Linked DNA regions of Homo sapiens: region 1 is linked to region 2. Evidence: read pairs that join two places in POLR2A ChIA-PET (ENCODE). Cell type or tissue: GM12878. All regions are shown on one strand. Links, peaks and the distances in the headings refer to the core of each region. The heading gives the core; the rest is flanking DNA. Region 1 overlaps ACSBG2 (acyl-CoA synthetase bubblegum family member 2). Region 2 has its middle 18 kb from the start of CD70.

What was found. Peaks named below come from ENCODE experiments on the same cell type or tissue, not always from the same donor. Only the 100,000 strongest peaks of a DNase experiment are listed, where the experiment ranks them.
Region 1: POLR2A ChIA-PET joins it to region 2 with 5 read pairs; 2 of 35 experiments call an interaction of 5 or more read pairs at or near these places.

What each region holds. Positions count from the first base shown.
Region 1 is chr19:6,164,267-6,168,658 of GRCh38, reverse strand. It overlaps ACSBG2 (acyl-CoA synthetase bubblegum family member 2), which reads right to left. Exons shown (of 15, transcript NM_030924.5): 7 at 2,644-2,793. The region is part of intron 2 of LOC105372255 (a long non-coding RNA gene); the gene reads left to right. Among named protein-coding and RNA genes, the nearest start is that of ACSBG2, 31 kb to the right of the region's middle. In GM12878, for the core only: a CTCF peak has its summit at 2,491 (motif pointing left); a DNase peak (open chromatin) is centred at 2,498.
Region 2 is chr19:6,606,697-6,611,088 of GRCh38, reverse strand. No RefSeq gene overlaps it. Among named protein-coding and RNA genes, the nearest start is that of CD70, 18 kb to the right of the region's middle. RefSeq lists an enhancer at 1,972-2,081. In GM12878, for the core only: no CTCF peak of the experiment used is centred there; a DNase peak (open chromatin) is centred at 1,898; H3K4me3 peaks cover 877 bases; H3K27ac peaks cover 1,354 bases.

The sequences.
Region 1 (4,392 bases), core at 173-4,172, 440 kb after region 2:
CCACACATGCAGCCACTAGGAGCATAAATACTAGCCAGCATAGAGGGGAATATCCTGTTTAATCAGATTTCCCTCATTCATTCATTTCCCAAAAGTGGATTGAGTCCTCCTGCTCATCAGGCACTGCAGTTACAGTAGTGAATAAGACAGAAAACCCCTGACCTCAAGGAGCTGATGTTCCTGATAAACAAATGAGCATATAATATGACAGTGTCAAAATTTTCTAAGGAAGAAAAAAAGTAGCCAAATGGGAATTAGGTAGTAATGGGGTGGTTTATTGTTTGCTATTTCAAACATGGAAGTTAGGGAGGGCTTCACTGAGGAAGTGACACTGAGCAGAGACCCACCCGAAGGAGGGGAGGGAACAAGCTGTGTGGAAAAATACTTCCCACGGAGCTCATGCAAAGACCAAGAGGCAGGACGTGTCTGGTGTGTTGGAGGAACAGCAAGGAGGACCATGTGGCTAGAACAGAGTGAGCAAGGGGGAGAGAGGGAGGAGAGGAGAGGAGAAGGGAGATGGGGCTAGGCTTGCAGTGCCTTGTGGGCCTCAGGAGACTTGGGCTTTTACCTGGAGGGAAGTGGGAGCCATGGAGGGCTGCAGACAGAGGAGGATTGGGACTTGACTCAGGTGCTCACAGGCACTCTCTGGTGGCTGTAGAGAGGATAGACTGGGGGTGGGGGTGAGGGTGGGAGTTGGGTGGGAGGCGGGTAACCGGATGGGGTGGAAGCAACCACACAGGTCCAGGGGAGCGATGATGGAGACTGGGCCAAAAATAATTTTTCTCTATCATGCATCATACAATTGAGTCCAAGGGCTTCTGTAATGTCTGAACTTTTAATTTGTACTCCCGTGATTTATTGCCAAACTTGAAGCCTGCTTTCCTTGTTGTTATAGCAAAATATATTTATGCATCAAATTTTACAGGAAGCCAAGTTTTAATTTACATATAGACCTTAGTCCTGGGCCCGTGATATTGCTCAGACAGACAGTGTGGGAGAGTAAAAACCATAGTTGTAGAAAAATCAGAAAACTTCTAAGAGGCCTTGAGCTAAGATGCAGGAGGAGGAAAGGAGTTCTGCTGAAGGAGACAGTGTTGGCAAAAGATTTGGATTCATGTTAAAATGAGAAATTCAGAGAAGATTTCCAGGGTGTGGATCTAGGATCGGGACCTCCAGACCCAGGGGGATGATCCTAGCTCCACACCTTGCTATACAGCACTAGCTGAGACAGTGTATTAAGGGAGTGGAGGCTGACTTTTGCAATCTTCCATTGCTGACCTTCCATGGGCCAGGCCCTCTGCCAGAATTGGGCCCTCTACTCTCCCCATTTTACAGTTGGGCAAACTGACACACAGTTTGGTGATGTCATATGACCAATGTCACACCAGCTTACATGGTTACTTACAAGTAGCAAAGCCAGGATTCCAACACTGAGGTGGTCAGACACCAGTGTGTGCTGGTAACTATTACCCTAGGCTGAGGGGGGGCAGGGAAGCATTTATAAGAATGCTTTTATAGAAATTCTTCATTTAAAAACCAGCAGGCCAGGTGTGATTGCATGCACCTGTAGACCCAGCTACTTGGGAGGCTGAGGCAGAAGGATCACTTGAGCCTGTTGAGTCTGAAGCTTAAGTGCATGATGATTGTGCCTGTGAGTAGTCACTGCACTCCAGCCTGGGCAACATGGTAAGAACCCATCTCTAAAAACAGTGTAAAAACAGACCAGGTGCTGTGGCTCACGCCTGTAATCCCAACACTTTGGGAGGCCGAGGCAGGCAGATCACTTGAGGTCAGGAGTTTGAGACCAGCCTGGTCAACGTGGTGAAACTCCATCTCTACCCAAAATACAAAAAATTAGTTGGATGTGGTGGCACTGGCTTGTAGTCCCAGATACTCAGGAGGCTGAGGCACGAGAATTGCTTGAACCCAGGAGGCAGTGGTTGCAGTGAGTGGAGTGCCACTGTACTCCAGCCTGGGGCACAGAGCCAGACTCGGTCTCAAAAAGCAAAACAAAACAAAACACACACACAACTGAAAAATAAAGTAGGCTGGGCGTGGTGGCTCATGCCTGTAATCCCAGCACTTTGGGAGGCCAAGGCGGTGGATCACCTGAGGTCAGGAGTTCAAGACCAGCCTGGCCAACTTGGTGAAACCCTGTCTCTAATAAACATACAAAAATTAGCCAGGCATGGTGGCGGGTGCCTGTAATCCCAGCTACCTGGGAGGCTGAGGCAGGAAAATCACTTGAACGGAGGCAGAGGTTGCAGTGAGCCAAGATTGCGCCACTGCACTCCAGCCTGGGCGACAGAGGGAGACCCCATCTCAAAACACACACACACACACACACACACACACACACACACACACACACACACACAACCTTCCTGACTCACACAGAGGAATCATTGTCTGCTGGGTGCATACCCTGCCAGACATTTTTCTGCTTTTGACATGGCCAGCATTCCTTGATCTCAATCACTGCACTCTGCTGCCCCCTAGTGAAGCAACTACGCTACTCTCTAACCCCCAATGGTGAAGGAGCCACACTGCGTACTAGACCCTGGAATGCCACCCTGCCCCTGGAAGCCAACAAGAGAAACAGCCCAAAGGCCACCACTCCAGAGCAAAGGGACTTTGGCGTACGTTGTCATGACTGAGCATCACTCCCTTGGGTATGCCTGTGGTCCCTGAAGTGTAGATGAGCACTGCGCATTGATTCGCCTTCTGGCTCTCGATGACCTGCTCCAGTTGGGTGTCAGGGATACTTCTGCCAAGTTCCATGAAATCATCCCACTGTGGACAGAAAAGACAAGCGGAGGATGAGAAGGCAGTCGGGAGTCCTCTCACCCAGCCAGACCTCGTCCTATCAGCTTTTCCTAAAGAATGATCCTCAGCAGGTGGAAGGGCTTAGGATGTGCCAGTCCTGGCACCTCTTACAAAAGTCCCAAGATCTCTGCTTCCAGTTCTGCCACTTCCTCGCAGCGTCACCAAGCCACTTAAGCTCCCTGTGCCTCAGTTTCCTCATTTGTAAAATGGGAATGATGTCAGGACGCAACTCCTTGGGTTGTTCTAAGCAGTAAGAGAGTTAATATATGCAAAGTGCTCAGAATAGTAGTTGGCAGGTGGTAAGTGTTCTACGGAGTTAGGTATTATTTGTTCGCTGCCTTCCCAAATTCCACTCCCCACTCTACTTCTTAGTCACCAATTGGATGGGGCTGACTTCACCCACAGATCTGGAAGTCAACCCTAATTGGCTCAAACTGTTCTATCAGCCTGGGTTATGGTGATTGGATCAAGTCTGGACATGTGACCTCAAGTGGTCCAATCATAATGAAGATGAAGACTTTACCTGGGAATTCTGAGACACAGACTGTGTATGTGAATGAGTCAAGATGTAGCTCTAGGAGCTGCTGAACCATCTCAGGACTATGTGAGAAAGCAAGGCTGGAGCGGAGCCAAGAAATAGAGAAAGGAAAATAGAGCCTGGGCACATTCTTTGAGCCCCTGGTTCCAGCCATGCCTGAAATCCACGCCCTGAACTGTAGTTGCATGGTCCAACAGATTATCTTTTTGTTTGTTTGTTGCTTAAGCCATTTGGGGTCAGACTTTTGTCACTTACGACCAAAGGCATCCTTATTGATAATTGATGCATTGCCTCACTCTGGCAGGTGAAGAAGCTGAGGCTCAGGGGTGGTAGATTACTTGCCCAAGGCAGATTACTTAAGGCAAGTGAAGAGAGGAGCTAGCATTCAAACCCAAGGTCTGACTCCAGAGCCTGTGCTCTTAACTATGACAGAATTCGGTGCCGCAAAGTGAACTCTTGGGTTGTATCGACTGAGCATCACATGGGATCTGCAGAAATTCTACCATTGAACCCCCAACAAAGCACTGGATGAGGGTGATGCGCTGACTTAAAGATGGAGGCCCCTCGGCCAGGCACGGTGGCTCACACCTGTAATCCCAGCACTGGGAGGCTGAGGTGGGCGGATCACGAGGTCAGGAGTTCAAGACCAACATGGCCAGCATGGTGAAACCCCATCTCTACTAAAAATACAAAAATTAGCCGGGTGTGGTGGCAGGCGCCTGTAATCCCAGCTCCTCAGGATGCTGAGGCAGGAGAATCGCTTGAAATGGGGAGGTGGAGATTGCAGTGAGCCAAGATCACGCCACTGCACTCCAGCCTGGGCAACAGAGTGAAACTCCATCTCAAAAAAAAAAAAAAAAGGCCCCTCAAAGTCCTCTACAGATGGCCAGTGTTGCCTGAAACCTGCCCAGGGTGATGCTGGCTTCATCTGAGCAGGCAAAGCCCTTTGCCCAGATAATCTGTAACAAGGTAGGGCAAGGGTGAGAGGAAGAGCACACACAAGCCCTCTGGGGGAACCTGTCCTTTCT
Region 2 (4,392 bases), core at 149-4,148:
AGTTGTAATTACAAAGCATAAAGACATAGGAAAGTATAACTCATTTACAATAAACCATGATTTAACATATACTGTTACTAGGGAAGCCCACACATTGAAACTATTAGTCAAAGACATTAAATCAACTGTCTCCAATGTGTTCAGTGAGATGAAGGAAAATATGGACAAAGAACTAAAGCAGATCATGAGAATGATATATGAAAGAAGTGAGAATGTCAATAGAAAGAAATAAATTATTAAAAATTCACAAACAGGAATTCTGGAGCTGAAAGTTACAATAATGGAGGTGATAATTCATTAGACGAATTCAAGAACAGATTTGAGTAGGTAGAAAAAAGATCAACAAACTTGAAGATAAGGCAACCATAAAGTTAGCAAATCCAAGAAGCAGGGGAAAAAAGTGAAGACAAATACACAGAGCCGGCCGGGTGCGGTGGGATGTTAACAATGGGATTGTTTGTGGAGCAGGGGGCTCTAGGGGTGTGTGGGAACTTTTTGTATTTTCTGCTCAATTTTGCTGCGAAACTAAAACTGCTCTAAAAAGACTTTTTTTTTTTTTTTTTTTTTTTGAGACGGAGCTTCACTCTTGTTGCCTAGGCTGGAGTGCAATGGAGCGATCTTGGCTTACCGCAACCTCCACCTCCCAGGTTCAAGCAATTCTCCTGCCTCAGCCTCCCAAGTTGCTGGGATTACAGGCATGAGCCACCACACCCATAAAAGCCTATTTTTTAAAAAGTTTTGACTAGTACCTTTTCCCCATTACACCTCTGTCCCACTCATCCTTTAAAATGTATTTTGACTGTGATATCAGCTGGGGCATGACTTCAGAGGAAAAGGTATTGTATAAAAGGAACTCTGGAGTCAAAATAAAGTTTGAGTTTTGAATTTTGGCTTTGCTTTATTTATTTATTTTTATTTATTTATTTATTTTTCTTTTTGAGACAGAGTCTCACTCTGTCACCTAGGCTGGAGTGCAGTGGCACGATCTCAGCTCACTGCAACCTCCGCCTCCTGGTTTCAAGTGATTCTCATGTCTTGGCCTCCCAAGTAGCTGGGATTACAGGCACCCGCCCCCATGCCTGGCTAATTTTTGTATTTTTAGTAGAGATAGGGTTTCACCATGTTGGCCAGGCTTGTCTCGAACTCCTGACCTCAAGTGATCAGCCTGCCTCAGCCTCCCAAAGTTTTGGGATTACAGGCGTGAGCTACCACGCCTGGCCAGCTTTTACCTTTAATAAGGTACTTAACCTTTTTAAAACCTAAGTTTTCTTATCATTGTTCACTGTGTCCTTTCATATACGTACGTTATGGAAATATCTATGGATTGTTTTTAAAATTCTAGTTGTTGCTGAAAATTCACAAAAGGCATCTCAAGATAATACTACTTATCTCCCAGGGCTGTTGGAATATTAACTGAGACCATTTTGTTGCTGTTGTTTTTGTTTGTTTTTTGAGACCATATTTATTTTTAAAATAAAAACAGAATGCAAGAAAGTTGGCCTGACACAAATGGGAACTCATCAAATGCAATCTCCAAGAGGGTAGGAACTTTGATTTCTGCACTATTGTATTAATACCTTGGAAACAGCAGGAACTCAGAAATATATGTTCAGTAATTTTAAAAAAAAAAAAAAGCTTGGCTAGGCTACTGAATGATCACAGACCACATGGAAAGAAAAAGAGGCTTGATGCCATTACAGGTGGGACTATGGAGTTCTCTCTTGGAGGGGTGACTGTATTTTGCAAGCAGGAAGGAGCATGAGCTGAGTTTCTGTGATCAAATGGGTGGGTTTTGATAGCGATTCGTGTTCTCCACCTAGTATTTTCAGCTTTCTTTCTGACTCTTGCAAGCATGCCACTTCCCTGCACCCACTAAAGTTAAGCAGGGTCACTGACACGCTTTGGTTAGTGAAAAGGGACTGGCAATGATGTGTATCCATCTGTGGTTTTCTACTTTACACTCCTAGCACAAGGGTCATGTCAAGATGAAAACCGTCTAGGCATGAGCCACAGCGCCTGGCTGGAACATCAGTTTTACTGCAAGATTTGGAAGAAACAAATTGAATTGATTACCAAGAGAATGTGCAAGAACTATTAAGTCTTAGGACACATGGCCAAGACCAAAAGTCTCTGGTGATGGGCTGGGGTGGGGCCCCGTCCCACAGCCCTCGGACCAAGTAAGAAGAAAAAGTAGGAGGGGGAGGTGGCTTATGCCTCTAATCCCTGCACTGTGGGATTAGCTGGGTGTGGTGCCTCATGCCTGTAATGTCAGCTACTCAGGAGGCTGAGGCAGGAGAATTGCATGAACCCAGGAGGTGGAGGTTGCAGAGAGCCAAGATTGTGCCACTGCACTCCAGCCTGGGCGACAGAGTGAGACTCCTACTAATAAATAAATAAAAGAAAAACTAAGTTAAAATTTGTAAGGGCATAAAACATAATTTTAATAGGAAGCTATGAGAATTATCTACACTTGCAGATAATTGAATGAGCTGAGTTATCTGATGATTGATTGAATGATCGAATTATAGGTAACTGTGATTTTTCTTTTTTTTTTTTGAGATGGAGTTTTGCTCTTGTCACCCAAACTAGAGTACAGTGGCAAGATCTCGGCTCACTGCAACCTCTGTCTCCCAGATTCAAGCGATTCTCCTGCCCGCCACCACGTCTGGCTAATTTTGGAATTTTTAGTAGAGATATGGTTTCACCATGTTGGCCAGGCTAGTCTCGAACCCCTGACCTCAGGTGATCCTCCCGCCTCGGCCTCCCGAAGTGCTGGGATTACTGGCATGAGCCACTGCGCCTGGCCTTTGCTACTTAATTTTATAAGACATCTACTTTTTCAAATATTTGCTGTTTTTGCTCTCATGATATGAAAATTTTTTTATTGTGAGGGAGCATTTCTATGAAAACAATAGTAGAAATTTGTGCCAATTTTGGTTATTAAAATAATAAAATTGTTGGGTTAGTTTGTTATTCTTAACCAAATGCTCCTACAGATAGCATATTGCACAGATGGTTTGATTGTTTTTTTTTCATCTTAGGTGAATTTTCCTTAATTTTATTCATCAAACTGTATTTACTTGAGATAAATAGACATTGTAGTTACTGTGTGCTCTACAGATCTCTACTTTTTTAAAAATAAAAATTCTCGGCCAGGCGCGGTGGCTCACGCGTGTAATCCCAGCAGTTTGGGAGGCTGAGGTGGGTGGATCAGAAGGTCAGGAGTTCAAGACCAACCTGGCAAAGATGGCAAAACCCCATCTCTACTAAAAACACAAAAAATTAGACAGGCGAGGTGGCGCAAGCCTGTAATCCCAGCTACTCGGGAGGCTGAGGCAGGAGAATCGCTTGAACCTGGGAGGCAGAGGTTGCGGTGAGCCAAGATTGCACCACTGCACTCCAGCCTGGGCAACAGGGCAAGACTCGGTCTCAAAAAAAAAAAAAAATTCTCAGTCAAAACTCTGACCTATTTTATAAAAATTTGGATTGTAAATACTACTTCGACGTAACTTATATGTACATTAATGATTAGTAAGTGGAGTAATTCTATTCTTTAAAGGGGGGAAGTCTATATGAGTGTATTAATTTGTCAAAATGGTACAGTTCAGATTGTACCTTTCAATATGTATACATTTTATCTAAAAAGAAAACCCAAAAAACTAATAAATTGGGGGGTAGGAAATGGGTCAAAGTATAGATGAAGCAAACATGGCATGACTAGTAGCTGTTCAACCTGGGTGACAAGTCTATTATACTATCTTTGTATTCTGTATATATTTTTGTTTTTTGAGATGAAGTCTGGCTCTCGTCACCCAGGCTGGAGTGCAGTGGCATGATCTCAGCTCATTGCAACCTCCGCCTCCCAGGTCCAAGCAATTCTCAAGCCTCAGCCTCCTGAGTAGCTGGGACTGCAATTGCACATGACCACGCCTGGCTAATTTTTGAATTTTTAGTAGAGAGGGAGTTTCACCATGTTGGCCAGGCTGGTCTCGAACTCCTGACCTCAGGTGATCTGCCCGCCTCGGACTCCCAAAGTTCTGGGATTACAGGCGTGAGCCACTGTACCTGGCCTGTATTTTGTGTAGGTTTTTAATGTTTGGTGACAAAACACTTGTTGAAAATGAAAAAAAAAAAATTAGTCGGGCATGGTGCCGTGCACCTGTGGTCCCAGCTATTTGGGGGACTAAATAGGAGGATTACTTGAACCCAGGAAGCAGAAGTTGCATTAAGCCGAGATTGTGCTACGGCTCTGCACCCTGAACAACAGAGTGAGGCCCTGTCTCAACAAAAAAAAAAAAAAAAAAGGAAGAAGCCTATTTCAGCCTACCATGGGCAGAACCCCTTGCTGATCTGAATGTTGTGTGAGTAGAAAATAAACTTTTTTTTTAAGTG